Regions from separate parts of the Homo sapiens genome. Here region 1 is linked to region 2. Evidence: chromatin loops called from intact Hi-C (ENCODE). Cell type or tissue: CD4-positive, alpha-beta T cell. All regions are shown on one strand.

The links. Peaks named below come from ENCODE experiments on the same cell type or tissue, not always from the same donor. Only the 100,000 strongest peaks of a DNase experiment are listed, where the experiment ranks them.
Region 1: a loop joins it to region 2, with 7 times the contacts of the local background. A loop is called at or near these places in 9 of 110 quality-filtered maps.

The regions. Positions count from the first base shown.
Region 1 is chr7:111,566,551-111,569,050 of GRCh38, reverse strand. No RefSeq gene overlaps it. Among named protein-coding and RNA genes, the nearest start is that of IMMP2L, 5.3 kb to the right of the region's middle. In CD4-positive, alpha-beta T cell, no CTCF peak of the experiment used is centred here; no DNase peak of the experiment used is centred here; H3K27me3 peaks cover 436 bases.
Region 2 is chr7:112,195,952-112,198,451 of GRCh38, reverse strand. The region is part of intron 1 of DOCK4 (dedicator of cytokinesis 4); the gene reads left to right. Among named protein-coding and RNA genes, the nearest start is that of DOCK4, 9.2 kb to the left of the region's middle. In CD4-positive, alpha-beta T cell, no CTCF peak of the experiment used is centred here; no DNase peak of the experiment used is centred here; H3K27me3 peaks cover 384 bases.

The sequences.
Region 1 (2,500 bases), 630 kb after region 2:
TTCAGGTCACTGTGGTAGAACCCTTCTCCTATATTTAGTTTCTGTAGCCATTTATGTGACTGTGATTTCTGTTAATCAAAAATAATGGCTTTGACCTGAATAAATTATTTACTGATGTAATAAGAAAGTCAAGCAGAATGATTATTCTAGTTCAAAAAGGCTAAAATTATAGGTAAGTCTTCACTAAACCCAAAAGTCACTGATTTGTTTAAATTCTACATTGTGAGATTAAACAAATCTCAGTCACTTCATAAAACCCATTTTCACTTCCCTGCCCCCAACCTTTTTTCCCCCACATGCTTGCCCTGCTTTATGGAACAAACATTGATGAATGAGAGACAGAAGGCAGGAAGGATCCAGTTAAAAAAAGTGCCTTAACCTTTCCCCTCCTGAGGGAGGATTGTTACCCAGTGGTTTCACACAGCCTTCTTGAGATGTCCTGTGTGACTAAGCAACCAACTGCATGTACTGGGATGCTATAATCAGCTTGGAAACATACCACCATGGATCTTCCTCCCTCTGTCCCTGCCTCTGTTCTCCCTTTTCCTTCATTATTGCTTTTCTAGTACTGCAACCCCCAAGAAAATTTTAACATGTGAGCTTGTCTCAGGCACTGTTTTCTAGAAAATCTGAGCTACGGCCGTCACTTATATTTTTAAATATTCATTATACAAAATTTCATACATATACGAAAACCATGGAAAAGTACAAAGAACTCCCCTCATCATCTAGATTCAATAATTATCCATTTTATTTTCTTATTTATGCTATCTCTTTTTCTTCCTTCTTTTTTTTTATGTTGAAGTATAAAGTAAATTCCAGAGAGTATGTCATTTAACTTCAACATACTTCAGAATGCCTCTCCAAAAATTATGGACATTTTCTTACATAATCACAATGCCATTATTACACCTAATAAAATAATATTTCTTTGGTATCATCTAACACCAGTCCATAGTTAAATGTCCGTGATTGTCTTACAAGTCTTTATAGTTGTGATGTTTCAATCAGGATCCAAATAAAGGTTCACATCTTACATTTCATGGCTGTATTTTTTTTAACCTAGGCTTCTCCTGACCCATTCCCTCTCCTGTGTGTCCAGTTATTAACTTGTTGTAGAGACTACATCAATTGTCCTAGAGAGTGTCCTCCATTCTACTCCATTCTAGATTTACCTGTTTCCTTCTTTGTGGCATCTTTTTTTCTTTTTTTTTGAGACAGGGTCTCACCCTGTCATCCAGGCTGGAGTGCAGTGGTGCCATCTTGGCTCACTGTAACCTCCGCTTCCCGGGTTCAAGCGATTCTCCTGCCTCAGCCTCCTGAGTAGCTGGGATTATAGGCACGCACCACCATGCCTGGCTCATTGTTTATTTTTAGTAGAGACAGGGTTTCACCATGTTACCCAGGGTGGTCTTGAACTCCTGGCCCCAAGTGATCCACCTTCCTCGACCTCCCAAAGTGCTGGGATTATAGGTGCGAGCCACTGCGCCCAGCCTCTTTGTGGTGTCATTTAACTTATTCCTGTAACCCTCATGTTTTTTGTAAGCCTGTAAGTGAGAAGTCAGTTTTAAGGCTTGATTAGATCCCATTCATGTTTTTTGGGTGATAACATTTCATAGTTGTGCTGAGTGCTTCAGATGGCATTAGATCAGGAAGCACACAATGTCTGGAGTCCCACTTGTAATGACAGATTATTAGGCTGAGGTAGTGACGGTCTGATCTCCATTGTGAAGTTCCTCATGAACATTTCATCTGTTGGTTTGATCCATTGATGATGGTTGCCTGAATCATTTATTAAATGCAAGATTGCTAAATGGTGGGTTTCCAATTCTGTTGTTTCATATTTATTATAAAAAACAACTTTCCCTCAACACCAATTTGGTTTTCTGATATATAGTTTAATCAGGAAAGATACATCAGAAAATTTGAATTATTTTCTTTTAATGGACAATTTTAGAATAAGGGCTTAATGCTAGCTACTTGCAATAGTGTCCAGTGGATTTTTTTTTTCCTTTTATTGACCTCCCCTTTTTGGAACATCATTAAGAACTCATGAATTTTTATATATTCAGTATGTTTCTAACAACTGCATCCATTACTTTTTTTGATGCTTAAATTGTCCATCTTTGGCCAAAGGAGCTATTTGATATTGGTTTCTGTGTCCCTTTGACACATTTTGTTGTTAATGGATTCCCGGCTTTGTGGGACAAGTTATCCTATGCTCATCTTGTGTATAACCTGACCCAGATCTGAAGTCAGACATTTGGTTGGTCAGCTCTAGTTTCTTTTAGTTGGAAATTGTATTAAAAAACCCCAAACTGGATGATTTACATTATTTTTATTTGTAATAAAAATGAAAGGTTATATATTTAAAATTTTATTCCAAGGTAGTAAGTTTAGAATCAAGTATTTAGTTCATAAATAAAACTGTAATTGCTTGTTTTGTTTTTGTTTTAAGCTCGCTTTTAAATTATTTTTATAAAAGGGGATATACCTTGTT
Region 2 (2,500 bases):
AGGAAGGAGTTTAGGATGTTGTCTTAGCTCAGGATACTATAACAAATATAGACTGGATAGTTTAAACAAAAGAAATTTGTTTCTCACAGTTCCGCAGGCTAGGAAGTCCAAGATCAAGGTGTTGGCTGAGTCAGTTCCTGGTGAGGGCCTTCTTCCTGGTTTGCAGGTGGACATCTTCTTGCTGTATCTTCACGTGGGTAGGGGGAAGGGGTCATGGGGAGGAAAGGAAGCAAGCTTTCTCTCATCTCTTCTTATAAGGTCACGAATCCCATCATGAAGGCTCCCCCTCATGGCCTAATTACCTCCCCAAGTCCCCCATCTCCAAATACCATCACATTGAGGATTACAGTTTCAATATGTGAATTTTGGGGGCATATAAACGTGATTTATAGCAGATGTCTTCCTGTTTTTGGCTTGGGTGCCTGGATGAATACAGGTGCCATTCAACAAAAGAACCAACTTTTTTTTTTTTTTTTTTTTTCTAGGCAGGTCAGGCTTATGTAAGATGAAGATTTTTGTTTGGCCACCTTGAGTTTGAGATACCTGCAATTTTTGAGATACCTGCAAAACATTCAGGTGATGAGGTCTAGTAGAAAGTGAGTCTGCACCAAAAAAGAGAAGTTCTGTGCTGAAGAGTGTGATTAAAGATTATTTGGCTTAGGAGTGAAGGCTGAAGTAATGAGTCTAAATGAGACTTCGCTAATTGCTTTGACTTTGATTATGTATAGTCTGCCTGTTCATTCTAAGTTTTAACATGACAGACCCCAAATTTCAAACAGCAGTCATCTCGAGGCATTTTATTAATATGGGTACAAAGGATTCTCAAGTAAGAAATATTAGCTGTCCATTTAGAGTTGGTCGTAAACTACATTTTACAGTCTTTTCTTGCTTCCCTCTAGGGCGTTGCCTAGCTAAGGCATTAGTTATTTCTATGTCTGTGACAGTCTTCTCCCAAACAAATATTTCATGCCAGATTGTGCACGTTTGTGAGATTTCCCAGTAAGGATGTTGAAAAACAGAGTGCACGAATAATATTTCAATGAACAAGATTTATACATCCCTGAAACAGCATTTAAGAACACGCACCCATCTAAAAATGGAAAAATGCTTCAATATATAAAGCAATAGATTTGTACATACAGTTTTTTTTTTTTTTGGTAAATATATAATACCTCTTAGGAACCACAAGAATTCTTAAAGTTATACTATGGCACTCCTGAAAAATAAGTGACTTAAAGGAAGGAATTCTAGCTTATGATGGCACTAGGTTCCCTTCCCCTCATGTAGGCTCTCCTAACTAATCAGTGAAATAACAATAAATTCACAGAAAGAGGCAAACATTAATAATACTGAAAACTAAGTCTGACAGAACGTCTGTTGGCAAAATTCACGTGAAATTTCCCTAAGGCAGGTGGAACTGGTTGAAGAAAACCAATGTTTTCTTGGTTTTCAGTGGTACGGCGTGGTGATTATAGTTAACAATAATGTATACTTGAAATTTGCTAAGAGAATAGATTTAAGTATTCTCACTACAGGAAAAAAAGGGAACTGTGTGAGGTGCTAGATAGTTAATTAGTTTGATTGTGGTAATCATTTCACAATGTATGTGTGTATATTTAAGGTGATATCAACATCAGTTTGTACAACTTAAATATATACAATTTGTATTAGTTAACAATACCTCAATAAAGCTGGATTAAAAAGAGAAAAAAACCTATTGGTGGCTTCTTTTGGCTTTCCCTTATTAAACAGAGAGGCCTCAATGACTGGAAAGATGACAGGAAGACCCATTGCCCCTTCCCCACTCTCTGTCACCAGCTTAGAGACCAGGTCAATACATCCAACTTGGAGCACGCCATTTACTGCCGGAAGCATCTGTAATCCTTCTCTTTTCACCCCATCTTTTTAATTCTGTTGAGAGATGACCACTCTCAGAAACGAGCAGGACAGGAAGGTGGGTAGGTGGGTGGAAAGGGGTCTATAGAAGATGCCACTTCACCATTGAGAAGTGTACTGTGGTCTTCATAAGGACAGTGATTTTGTAGTTGCTTTGAAAGTATTGCAATAACAAAGCTTACTGGATAGTGTAGTTTTTCTGGCAGGGTATTGGTGACAGAGAAGGAGGTAGGGGGATAAGAGATGATTTCATCTGAATTGCCCTAAAACCGTGGTACATGGTATATAATAACTTACAACTGGGAACCTGGCTTGGAGCTGTACACATCAACTAGCCTTGAACGCAGATCTGAAAGTGGAATTGAACCCATACCTTTATTTTTAGCTCAGTCCTTCGCGTTGTAGAGAGGTTCGAGATCCAGGTTGCCTTAATCAGTGATCACATTTGCATCTCTATGGAAGCGGGAAGGCAACTAAATCTGGACAGGCATCTGTCACTTAGCAATGAACGAAAACATGGCTGTTTCTCAAGAAAACGGGAGAGTGAGGAAGAGGGGAGAGCATGACATTTACATGGGAGGCTTTTGGAAACTACTAACACATG